Regions from separate parts of the Homo sapiens genome. Here regions 2 and 3 are each linked to region 1. Evidence: chromatin contacts called from ENCODE Hi-C or POLR2A ChIA-PET data. All regions are on one chromosome and are shown on one strand. The core of a region is the stretch at or near the end of the contact, and the rest is flanking DNA. Distances in the headings are between cores, read along the strand shown.

The links. A loop is a pair of places that touch in the nucleus more often than their neighbours do. ChIA-PET counts read pairs that join two places held with the same protein, here RNA polymerase II (POLR2A). Pooled maps may share reads with other maps.
Region 2: a pooled map shows a loop between it and region 1 (3-fold over the local background). The contact joins the enhancer-like site here to the promoter of CD151 in region 1. A Hi-C loop is called at or near these places in 1 of 168 maps with a recorded cell type or tissue (CD4-positive, alpha-beta T cell), 9 of 37 single-sample maps with no recorded cell type and 11 of 50 pooled maps. POLR2A ChIA-PET finds 5 or more read pairs at or near these places in 2 of 52 experiments (H1 and naive thymus-derived CD4-positive, alpha-beta T cell).
Region 3: a loop to region 1 is called in a pooled map, with 4 times the contacts of the local background. The contact joins the promoter of BRSK2 here to the promoter of CD151 in region 1. A Hi-C loop is called at or near these places in 1 of 168 maps with a recorded cell type or tissue (naive thymus-derived CD4-positive, alpha-beta T cell), 6 of 37 single-sample maps with no recorded cell type and 7 of 50 pooled maps.

Annotation. Positions count from the first base shown.
Region 1 is chr11:831,702-834,394 of GRCh38, reverse strand. It overlaps CD151 (CD151 molecule (Raph blood group)), which reads right to left and starts at 1,443. Exons shown (of 9, transcript NM_004357.5): 1 at 1,369-1,443. CRACR2B (calcium release activated channel regulator 2B) reads right to left here. Exons shown (of 9, transcript NM_001286606.2): 9 at 2,409-2,693. The coding sequence ends at 2,686. RefSeq lists enhancers at 1-46, 2,203-2,693 and silencers at 878-1,107, 1,118-1,767.
Region 2 is chr11:1,519,504-1,524,189 of GRCh38, reverse strand. No RefSeq gene overlaps it. Among named protein-coding and RNA genes, the nearest start is that of MOB2, 35 kb to the right of the region's middle. RefSeq lists enhancers at 1,982-2,231, 3,169-3,669, 3,670-4,170. Within about 2 kb of position 2,674, at least 4 of the 41 ENCODE cell types and tissues checked have a DNase peak (open chromatin) inside an H3K27ac peak, as active enhancers do.
Region 3 is chr11:1,387,360-1,392,045 of GRCh38, reverse strand. BRSK2 (BR serine/threonine kinase 2) reads right to left here and starts at 2,112. Exons shown (of 20, transcript NM_001256627.2): 1 at 1,671-2,112. The coding sequence starts at 1,761. RefSeq lists a silencer at 2,346-2,715.

The DNA.
Region 1 (2,693 bases), core at 194-2,693:
ACAAGACATTTTGTTTTTTTCTTTTTTTCTTTTTTTGAGATGGAGTTTCGCTCTGTCACCCAGGCTGGAGTGCAATGGCACGATCTCAGCTCACTGCAACCTCCGCCTCCTGAGTTCAAGCAATTCTCCTGCCTCAGCCTCCTGAGTCACTGGGATTACAGGCACCCACCACCACGCCCAGCTAATGTTTGTATTTTTAGTACAGACAGAGTTTCACCATGTGGACCAGGCTGGTCTCGAACTCCTGACCTTAGATGTTCCACCCGCCTTGGCCTCCCAAGGCAGACGACATTTCGGGACAGTCTGATCCTGGGAGGGACCTCATACCTTCCCCCAGGTGCCCCACTCTTGGCCTTCGCTCCAGACCCATCACTGGCCCTTCCCCCACAAACAGCGGCAGCTACAGCCTGGGAAAGAGGCATCATGGAATGGAGCTGGAGGGGGACAGACCTTACCACTGAGCTGAGAGGGGATATTCACCCTCCATGAAGGAGCCAGGGCCTAAATACACGCAGGAAGGGTGGCACAGGCAGACCCTGCCACCAGCGGGGGGATGTGTCTGCCACCGGGGGGCGGGGTGTGCGTCTGCCACCGATGGGGGGATGTGTGAGCCCCTCAAGGACCTGCCCCTGGCCTGGCTGTAAGGTCCCAGGCTTTCTGGAGAAGTTGGTTCTGGGCACAGATGCGTCCTCCACCGCGAGGACACAGGCGACCCGCTGAGGAGTGGCCCCTCTTCCCAGGAATGCCTGGTCCCTCTGGACCCCCTGGGAAAGGGCCTTCCAGAAATAGTTGTCTGTTCCTCCCCAAGTCCCCGGGACCTGCACCAGGCCCCTGGGCGGCCCGCGCCCTATCAGGGGGAGCCCCAGTCAGGGGGACCTGGGACTCCGCGCCTGCCAAGCGTCCCCGGGGCACTGCAATGAGGTCACCGCCGCCGCCGACCCCGCCCGGCGCGGCCAATGGCGCGCCCACTTGCACGCGGGCGGGGGCTGCTGCGGGCGGAGGGAAGACTGCCGTGTCCAGGGACAATGAGCAGGGTGTCCAGGCTGCGCGTCCCGGGACCCCTGGGCTGAAGGGGGCCGTCAGGCCGGTCCAAGGGCCCGGGAGGCGCCTCTCCTTCCCGCTGCGCCTCCCCAACCCGCCCGGAGTCCGCCTCCCGCGGAAGGGCAGGCGAGGGAGCTGGGGCAGGCGAGGGAGCTGGGCCAGGCGGTGGGTGCGGCCTCCCGGAACCTCCCGGCGCCTGCGGCTGGGCCTCCGGGGCTGGGGCGCGCAGGGCCTTCGGCCCCCTCGCGCCCCTCGCCCCCCTCGCGCCCCTCGCCCCCCTCGCCCCGCTCGCCCCGCTCGGCCGAGCTGTCGTGGCCGCGCACTCACCTACCACGCGTCCGAGTCCGGGCCCTGGCGGCGGCGGCAGCAGCTGCGGGGGCGGCGGCTCCCAGCGCTGAGAATGCGCGGCCCGGAGCCTACGAGGGGGACGCCCCGCCCCGCCCCGCCCCGGCCCCGCCCCGGCCTCAAGCCCCTCCCGCGGCGGCGGGCGCTCGGCAGGTCTGAACCCGCGTGGGTGTAGGCGCTGGGGGTCGACCTGGCACTGCGGAGGCCGGGCGAGCTGCAGCCCTGGGGGCGCCAATAGCCCAGCAAGGGCCCATCCCGTCCAAGGACGGAGGAGCTGGGCGGGAGGCGGGCCCGGAGGTAAGACGGCGACCAGCCTAGCCAGAGGCCCTGGGCTGTGGCGACCCGGCCCTCCTCCATGCCCAACCCCCATCTCTTTCTCCTCACCCAGGAACCGCCCAGAGGCTGCAGGGGTCGGCAGAACCGATGCCGGCCTGGGGCGTGGGAGGGCCTAGCGCTGTGGGCAAATGCGGGAGAAGGGCTACTGTACGTGCAGTGTGGACAGCCTGGAGACCCGGGCAGGCCTGGGGTCCCAGCGAGACATACCCATGGGGTCCTGGGGGGCCCATGCCCTCCAGACTGGAAGGGACCACTGGGAGCGGTGCGAGGAGGTGAGGGACGAAGGGCAGGGCCGGCCTAGGGCTGCACCAAGACGCCAAGAGTGGGAGTGAGGAAGGAGGGGGCTGCCCACCCACCAAGCTCATTCATCACAGCCACAGGGGAGGACCAGCATGGGAGGGGGTGGCCGACTGAGGCCGGGAACCTGCCCGGCCTCCCTGGCGAGACAGTGGGGAGCCCTGATCCACACACTGGCGAGGGCCCCGAGGGGCTCCAGCCTTGATGGGTAGTGTGAGTTTGGGGCATGACCAGGGACACAAGAGGACACGCAGGACCTCAGCCCCATCGCCACAGGCCCGCGCTCCCTGTATTCACCCACACAGCACGCGTGCACAGGTGCCCACCTCATCCATGTGGCACACACAGGCTGTGGCTCCCAGACACACGGAAGGCCCAGGAGGACGCAGTGCAGTCAGTGGGTTTTATTTGACGAGGGGGTTTTCTGCTGAACTGAGATGGGGTTGATTGAACGGGGACAGAGCGAAGACTGGCAGAGGGCACACACGGGACCCTGGCCACTCCCGGGACCCTGACCACTCCTAGGCTAGGTCCTTCATGTCTTCAGTCAGGCGAGCCTGGGGCCCACTGGGGAGAGCCTGCATCCTGAGTGGGCACCCCCGACCCATGACAAGCCTCCTGCAAGGGCAGCTTCTAGCTCATGGTCCGTGAGTCACTCGGGGCTGGTCACCGGG
Region 2 (4,686 bases), core at 1,425-3,924, 690 kb before region 1:
ATCCTCCTATATACAAGGCACTTTGGTGGACCCCCATTGCCTGTGGGGTGAAGTCCCCTGTCTCTCTCCAGCCCCACCCTGTGTGGCCCATGTGCACTTCAGCCTGGCTGGCCCTCCAGTGTCTGCAGTTCTGCCGAGACACCTGGCCTGTGTGCACACATGTCCTTGCTGTGGCTGTTGTCAGGTCTCTGAGCTTCTTTCCTGCCACCTGTTGTGGGCACAGGGCTGTGACCTGCTGACTCCCGTCTGTCTTTCTGACCCCGTGCAAGCTTCTCTGGCTGTGGGCTCTCAGGCACTTGAACTCCAGCCTCCCTTGTGTCCTGAGCTTCAGGACTGAGACATAGGTGGGGGCAGGTGGAGCTTTCTAGTCACCGTCTGGAAGATGCTTGTCCTTCCTCTTCTTCCTGCCTTCCTGCGGCTCCTCGACAGCCCTTGGTGAGAACAGGGCTGCCCCATGGCTGGGGCCCCAGGAAGGTGTTGGAGGGTGAAGTTTGACCCCTGCCCTGGGCTAACACCAGGGAAGGACTTGGGGCCTGGGATGGTGGGCCTTTGTCCCAGCAGCTCAGCTGTACTCACAAGTCAGCATGAAGATTTCAAAGCCAGATTCACACATTTCACCTGACAGGAAGAATAGGGAACCCACCCCTGACAGGCTGTGTGCCCCCTTTACACGCTGATGGAACGTTGACCAAAACCTCCGCTTATCTCGGTGAATTGAATTCCTCTGGAGTGTGCTCTTGACCCAAGTGGAGTTAAACTAGAAATCAGCAAAGTGATACTCCTAGTATTTAGAAATTAGGAAGCACACTTCCAAGTAACCAGTGGGACAAAGAAGAATTTGTAATGGAAATTACAACATACTTTTTAGCTGAAAGATAACAAAAATATGCCATGCTGAGACTTGCAGGGTGCACACCGGCCAGGAGCGGTTCACAGCCCTCAGGTACTCGTCACTCTCGGAGCAGTAGCTGGGCTCAGAGACGGTGGATGGAGGGAAATGAGGCTGGAGCAGAAGTTAACAAAGCAGAAAGTCAGTCTCCCACAGATATAGTCATCGAGGCCAGAGTTGGATTCTTTGAAAACAGGAATATAGTGGAAAATCTGGCAAGAGTGATCAAGACAGGGAAAAAGAGATGGCACAGATAGCCAGTCTTTTTCATAAGTCATGCTGGCCAACCAGATAGCCATATTTAAAAAAACCTTGGCCTGTACCTCACACCCTACAAAGAATAATTGAGCCCAGTAGAATGTAGGTCTAAGTGTAGAAGGTTCTGGAACTGCTGTCCAGCACGGCCTCCAGCCATGTAGCTTGGCAGCGCTAGAGATGTGCTGAGTGTAAAATACGCTAGACTGAAAAAAATACAGTGGCACCTTGTATTTTCTGTATTGATTGTAAGTCGAAAATATTTTACATCTGTTGGGTTAAATAAAATTAATCTTGGCTGTTTCTTTTACTTTTCAATGGGGCCATTAGAACATTTAAAATTATATCCATGGCTCAGATTATGGCTTGTGTTATATTTCTCTTGAACAGCACTGTTATAGAAGATGCTATTCTTGACCCATGGGTTAAGAAAAGTTTTTTTAAACAGGACTAAAAAGTACTCATCATAAAGGAAAAGATAGATAATTTGGTTTACATTAAAATTAAGCAGCTCTGTTTATCAAAGATATTCCTCAAAAACTGAAAAGGCTGGCCGGGGACCGTGGCTCACACCTATAATCCCTGCACTTTGAGGGGCCGAGGCTGGAGGACTGCTTGAGCCCAGGAGTTCAGGACCAGGCTGGGCAACATAGTGAGACCTCATAAATAAATAAATAAATAAAAATAAATTAACTGGACGTGGTGGCATCCGCTACTCAGGGGGACTGAGGTGGGAGGATCCCTTGAGCCCAGGAGGTCGGGGCTGCGGTGAGCCATGATCTCACCACTGTACTCCAGCCTGGGCCACAGAGCAGGACTCTGTTTCAAAAAAAAAAGAAAGCAACTTTTGCAGGGGGAATTTACCATACCTAGAACTTACCGGAGCTCAGATCCAGACTTCCCCACGGGCTCCAACAAAGAACAAGAAACAGCTCGTCCCGTAGAAGATGGGCAGAGGCTTGAACAGATGCCTCATGAAGAAGGACGTGCAAACGGCCCCGAGCCCTGGGAAAGAGCCCTTGACCACGTCTCCCCTGGGGTGAGCCCGGGAAAACCCCAAGCCTTAGACGCACTGCACGTGACAGCGGGTGTCTAGTGAGCACCGCGCCACTAGAGCGGGTGTCAGGGCGCCTTGCTAACCCTTTCCACCTGGTGTGCTCGCTGCTGTGTGGAACTCCCATCTTGTGCTTTTCATCTTCCCATGCTTTGTTTGAATTTCTTCTTTTTATTTTTTAATTATCCTTCTTTCAAATTGCCTTGGAAGTTAGGTACTTTATTTTATTTGATTTTTTGTAGAAGCAGGGTCTCACTGTGTTGTCCAGGATGGTCTCAGACTCCTGGCCTCAAGCCATCCACCCACCTTCACCTTCCAAAGTGCTGGGATTACACTGTGAGCCACCGTGCACACCCTCCTTTAGTGGTTTTCTTACAGCACACGCTAAACCTCCAGGGTCTGATGTTGATTAACAGCTTTATCCGCCTCCCCGAAGTACCCAAGATACTAGACCGCTTCTGGGTACTTCCCCTCTTGAGTTGTGAGCACTTGCTGTGTTTTAAATTCTGTACACTTCGGACCCCCACATGCTACTGCTGTGTTTTAAATTCTGTACACTTCGGACCCCCACATGCTACTTGTACGCTGGTATTTATTTAGGTTGGCTGGTTTTGTGCTCCATCTCTTTGGCTGTACCCTCTCCTTCCTCCTTTGTCCTTCTGGGTTTGTCCTTTTGCGTCTGTGACCAGTTTTCCTCTGCTTGTGCTGCAGCCTTGAGCTTTCTTGGATTTTCTTTCAGGTGACTCTGCTGGGGGCGCCCTCTCAGTCTCTGTCTGAAAATGCCTTCAGTTGTCCTTCATTCTTGGCAGAGCTTTTCGCTGTGTGTCGTGTTCTTGGTTGGCTTGCTTTCAGCCCTCTTTCGACGTGAGGCCGCCGACCTCCGGCTTCCGGCGTTGCTGTGGAGAAGCGGCTGTCAGATGCACTGCTGCTCCCTCGAGGGTATCTGCCACCTCCTGGCCCCAGCTGCTTCTGACGTTTATATTTTTAAATTTTTACATAATTTCAAAGTTAGAAGTTGCCAAAGTAGTGTGAATAATTCCTGCATACCTTCTCCCAGATTGGCCAGTGTCAGCGTTTCTGCCACATCTGCCTTGCCGTTTTCTCTCTCTCAGTACCTGCACGTGGGTCTTTTCTCAGCAGTTTGAGAGTGACTTGCATCTTTACCCCAGCATAGGATAGAATGCACTTCTGCAGGGAGACACCTCGGTGCACCCACACAGAAAGAGATGGTGAAGGGGCCAGACTGCCCGCCCTGTTCAGGATAAACTTTGAAACAGGCTCAGAAGTTACTTCATGTGAGATGTGGGGGAGACACGGAGGCATGGTGTGAGCGAGTGATAGCAGATCAGGCTTGCTGCATACTGGGAGGGGGACTTCAGTGGAAACTGCCAGCACAGAGCAGGACCGTGAGGATGGAGGGAGCCCGGGGGTGGCCAGCCCGATGGCCAGCGTCTCAGTGGCATCTCCCTGGGCTGCAGCCTGAGAGGGGCAGGGCAGCAAGCACGGCTGCTCTCTGGAAGCCCCACTCTCAGTATTGACGTGCAAGTTCACAGTCTAGTTCCTGACGCCGTGGAGACCAAGCCCTTCCCTGGGGACTGGAGGAGAGATGAGCAAAGGGAACAGAACACGACCCTGAGAAACTGGGGATCTGACCCCGGGCCCGCAGAGTGAGCTGCAGAAACAGTGGGCAGTCCCCACATGGCCTTGTTACAGCCTAGATTTCTTACCGAAATAGTTTTTTTGTTTTGGTTTTTATTTTTTGTTTAGAGACCAGGCTGGAGTGCGGTGGTGCAATCACAGCTCACTGCTGCCTTGACCTCCTGGGTTTAACAGATCCTCCTGCCTCAGCCTCCTGAGTAGCTGGGACCACAGGTGCGCACCACCGTGCCCCACGAATTTTGAAAAAAATTTTTTTATAGAGGCAGAGTCTTGCCGTCTTGCCTAGGCTGGTCATAAACTGAAAGACTTAAAGCAGTCTCCATTAATGAAAATTAGCAAGACTCTGTTTTTCATTTCTCCACTGATTCAATAGTATTTAGTTTTACGTTGTTTAAAAGGAACATTCAATCTCCTTTGCAGTCATAGTTCTTGATTTCATATTACTGAATGGTTGCATTAAAATCCCTTTTGACTAATTATGAGGTTGGGAATTCTAAAGTCTGTTGAGCAGACAGCTTGTGTCAAGTGAGGCAGCTGGTGATTTCTGGACACTCTTGATTCCATCTGAGCTTCCTTTTCCAGCACAGCCTTATCCTGAACACCTGATTTTGGGGTAACTTCTTATAAAGCCCACTGTGTGTTATTGTGGACACGGTCTCCTGGTGTCCCCCCTTGTGATGACAACTAGAATGCCTCCGGGTTTCCAGCACTCGCCGTCCTCACTGGTGTAAAGCTTACCGCTCTGTTCCGTGTCCTGCATCTCTGGTCAGCACCGCAGTCTGTTTCCTGTGCTTCTGCCTGGGTGGCCAGGGGCTGCCCAGAAATGACC
Region 3 (4,686 bases), core at 863-3,362, 560 kb before region 1:
AGGGGCCGCTTTGTGCCCCCCCTCGAGCTGTTTTCTAAATATCTCTCTCAGCACGTTGTAGACACACACAGCCCATCCTTTTGTATTCATTACTGTTAATTACAGTGGAAACCTCCCGTAATTAACTGCCGCCAGCAGAATGCCATGAAGAGTGGAGACCAGCCCCTACCCACCGAGGCCGCGCACAGCACATAACTCATCGTGTCTTCATTTACACGCAGATGTTTCCTTATAATAACATTTTATTGGGACCGTAATTGGATTATCTCACTGACTCCTGCATCCTGCTGCCCTGGGCCCCTCCTTCACCACGGATTTCACACACTAGTTTTTCTTTCCGGGAAAGACGAGAATTTTGAACTCAGGTGACATGGGCTGAATGCCACCTCCTTCTCCAACCCAGGCTGCACCACCCCACCTGCCCAGGTCCTGCCCTGTGGCCAGGGGCCCTTCCGTGCCGTGGCGGGTGGCGGAAGGCTGTGCACCCAAGGTGAGGCAGCTCCCCTGAACCCCTCAGTCTAAACCCCTTCCTGCAGCTCTGCCGTAGTTACATCACAGCCACGGCCCTCCCCCAAGAGCCTGGGCCTGGCCCACTTTCTTTCCCCAACGCCACCTCCCAGCTCCTCCTCTGTGCAGCCGTGAGGGGCTGAGCCTCCACCCTGCACCAGCGCTCTCCTCCTCCTTCCCTCCACCCCTGCCCGCCCGGGTCTAAGGAACTTCTCGGATTGGAAGGGAGAGGCAGTGCCGTGGGACCTCGGGGACACCAAGAGACAGGCCGGTCCTGAGAGAAGAAAGAAAATGGCTGAGCCCCAGCCTCCACAAAGGCGACTCTGTGAATGTGCCTGACCAGATGAAGGGCTAGCCAAACCCAGCGGGCCGGGGAGAGTTGGCCACATGCGAGGGTAGCTGGGTTGCCTCTGGCCTGGGTTCGGCCCCGCAGGGACCCGGCCTGTTCCCTAGAATGACAGCCAGGCCCCACCGGGAAGCCCCCTCCACCGGCAGGCCGCGGGGCTGCTCCACGGGTCAGGTCCCACGCACTTCTGGTCCCAGCACCAATGGCCTCTCCCTGCCCCGTGGGAATGCAGGTCACAGACGCTCCGCCCGCCCGAGCCCGAGCCGGAGCAGCGCAAGGCGCTGTCCAGCCCTCTGCAGGTCCCCGCACTCTCCCGCCCCCACCGCGGAGGGAGATCGGGCCTGCCCGGAGGCCCCGGTGGCCGGCGCGCGGAGGTGGGAGTCCCGCCGGGGGCGCAGCTGCTCGGGCAGCACGCCTATTAGCGCGGCCGCGGCAGACGGCAGATGGGCGCCCGCGCGGCCCCCTCCTCCCGCGGCACAATGGGCCCGGTCGCTGGGGCGCACAATGCGGCCCGGGCCGCGCACCTGCAGCGGGGCCCGAGGGGCGCCGTCCCGTGCGCCCCTGTCCGCCTGCGCGCCCCGCGCCGCGCCGCGTGTCCTTGGGCCGCGCCCGGCCGACCGCAGCCAAGCGGCCTGCGGGATCCGCGGCGGAACCGGGGCGCACGAGCGGACGGGGGCGCACGGGCCGCCCATTGTTCGCGGCCGGGGCCCGGGCCGGGCCTGCGGCTTCGCGGCCGGGGCCTCCCTCGGGCGCCCCCCACCCAGCGCGCTGCCAGCGCGGCCTCCCCGGCCCCGGTCCCCGCCCCGGCCGCACGCACCTGTCTGCCCCTTGCCCAGCGTCTTCTCCAGCCGGTAGGGCCCAACATACTGCGCGTGCTGCGCGCCGCCGTCCTTCCCCGTCGATGTCATCGCTCTGGGGCCCGGCGCCGGCCAGGGGCGCCCGGGCGCGCGGGCAGGGAGGGGCCGCCCAGCGTCCGCCCGCGTCCGCCGAGTGCCGTCCGCGCCGACCCGGCCGGGGCGCCCCCGCGGGCCCCGCTGCTTCGCGCCGCCCGCGTCCGCCCGCGCCGCCGCCCCCCGCGTCCACTCCGACGCGGCAGTCCGAGGCCTGGCCCGCGGCGACGCCTCCGCCTCGTCGAGAGGACAGGGCGGGCGGGGGCACCTGGCTTCCGCCGCCGCCGCCGCCGCCGCCGCCGAGGCCCGCGCCCCGCGCCCCGCGCCCCCAGCGCACGCCCGTCAGCGGCCGCGCAGCCGAGCCGAGCCGAGCCGAGCCGAGCCGTGCAGCTGAGCCGAACAGCCGAGCCCAGCAGCCGAGCCGAGCCGAACAGAGCCGAGACGAGCCGAGCCGCGCAGCTGAGCCGAACAGCCGAGCCCAGCAGCCGAGCCGAGCCGAACAGAGCCGAGCCGCGCAGCCGAGCCATGTAGCCAAGCCGAACAGCCGAGCCCTGTAGCCAAGCCGAACAGCCGAGCCGAACAGCGGAGTCGAGCGCAGCTGAGGGGAGCCGAGCCGGGCCGCGCAACGGAGCCGAGTCGACACGAGCCTGTACGAACGCAGCGGGATGCCGTGGCGGCGGCAAGCGGTGCCCGCGCCGGCCAATCAGCGCCTCCCCACCCCGCCCCGCCGCTACGAGCGCTCGGGGAGACTCTAGGGGGCGAGGCGAGGCCAGGGCGAGGCCGGGACCTGGGAGCCTCCAGCCCGCCGGCTGCCACGTCCGGTCCCACCAGGCAGCAGAGCTCCCGCTGCCGCCCGACCCGCCATTAAGGCGCATCCCGGGACGGAGCAGGCAGTGGGCCCATGGCGAGGGGGTGCAGATGGCTGCCCTGGACGGGGGTTTTACCCTGCAGGGCGTGACCCCGGGTGTCCCAAAGAGTTTCCCGCCCCTCGAGGGGGTGCTGCACGCGCGGGGGATGGGGATGCTGCCCTGGAGGGGGGCGAGTGTTGCATGCGGGGCGGGAGTGCTGTACTGGGGAGAGGTGCTGTATTCGGGGCAGGGGTGCTGCACACATGGGGGGTGCTGCACGCCAGCGAGGGGCATGCTGCGCTGGAGGGGGCGGGTGTTGCATGCAGGGCGCGGATGCGGCACACGTGGCGGGGGGGCTGCATGGGAGTCTGTGGGGCTACTGCACGCGGGCGTTGTCCAAGCAGAGATTGTGCACCCCCAGGGAGGACGTGGCCCTCCGCCTCCGCTCCCGAGGGAGAAGCGGCGGTTTTCCCAGTTATGCCACAGTGACCTGCGCGGCGCGGAGTCAAGGAACTCACCTGGGATCCGGCCGCAGCGCCCTGGCGCCTCCCGGCCCTTGCTACCGACCCCTCTTTCAGGTTGAGCAGCTGGGCAGGGGTTGCCGGGAGCAGCCTTTGGAGGTCTAAACACAGGCAGCCGAAGAGGCAGCCAGACCTGGACGGACCCTCTGTTTCTTTGCAGAAAAACACTGGTATTTCCTTAAGCCCGTGCTGCAGAAGGTGGTGGGAGGGGAGAGGTGAGGGAGACCCGGAACGCTGCAGAAGTGGGGGTCCCAGATCTTGCCCGTGTATGGTCTGCGGGCAACGTTTCCCCTGCGGGCTCTGCCACACACTGCTGCTGACCGTGGTCCGCTCCCCACGCTGGTAAGCCCGTATGAGCTCAGGAAACTGCGGGGTCTTCCCAGTGCGCCCTCCTGCTCTTTGGGCTGTCTGTATTTCCAGCTGGGGAGGGGAGTGGGCCCCAAAGCACCTGTCCACTCTCGGCCTGCACCCGCCCGCCCTGCTTCCCTTCAAATGCTGTGGACTAAGGGTCCTCCCTACCCAATTCTGGGGCCTCTGAGCATGAGCAATCAGGGCCCCACCAGTGGGGGCAGGGGAGGGGGGCTGAGAGCATGGGACAGAGGCAGAGGGCACTCCCCTTTCCCCCGCTGCTGCTGCTGTGAGTGGGGACAGCAGACATTTTTAGCTGAATGTAGACTGGGACCTCCAGCTGGAGAAACTGTCAAGCAGTGAGGTCTGGCTGGAGGCTGACTGGGAGTGGTCTGGTCCAGGTGCCAACAGAGGCCGAGGGTGTGCAGGAGACCAGGAGAGGGCGTCAGGCCACAGCCAGAGGGCAGGGGCACTTGACCTGAGATGCCCTCTCTCTGCTGCCATGGTCACCTGGCCTCCCAGGCTGCAGCAGAGTCAGACGCACCTTTGTGACATCCTCAGCAGCATTTTGCCCTATTGACCGTTTGCATCCGGCTACTCCAGTGGCCAAAATTCTTGCTTTCTTCCTTCCCACCTCCTTGCCAGCCTGCATCCCTCTCCCAACCCTCACTGCAGCCCTGAGGCCTTTTCTTCCCTGTCTGTGTCTGAGCAGCCTATGCCATTGGTGGCCTCTGGGGCTCAGTCTGGGGCCTCTCTTCTGGCTCCCTGCCTGTCCTCCGGGCGCAAGAGGCTAGTCAGCCTTCAGCCTCTTGAGTGCCTATCCTCAAATCGCCCTCCCAGCCTCCCTTGGCCCTGCTGTCCCCTCTTGAAGGTGCTGCACAAAACCCCAGACTCAACGCCTTCTCCATAGCACGCCGCGCCCTCCCTGCTGCCATCTTTGTGGGGATCAACAGGATGACTGCCCTTCCTTCCAGCGGGCCTGGTACTGGGGTGCCCCAGGAGAGGGTGTACCAGGGTGTGGCCAGCCAGTAGATGCCCACGACTGTGATGCCACAGCCCTCGGTCCCCCTCTGTCGCGTGTAAGGTGGGAGCAGGAGCCCCAAAGGAGCCAGGGCTCTCGAGCACGAAGGTCTGTTGCCGGAGTTAGGAAAGGGCCCAGTCTCACAAAGACGTCCAGGCCAAGACTCACCAGTGGAGCCCACCAAACACTAATGGAGGAAAAGCAC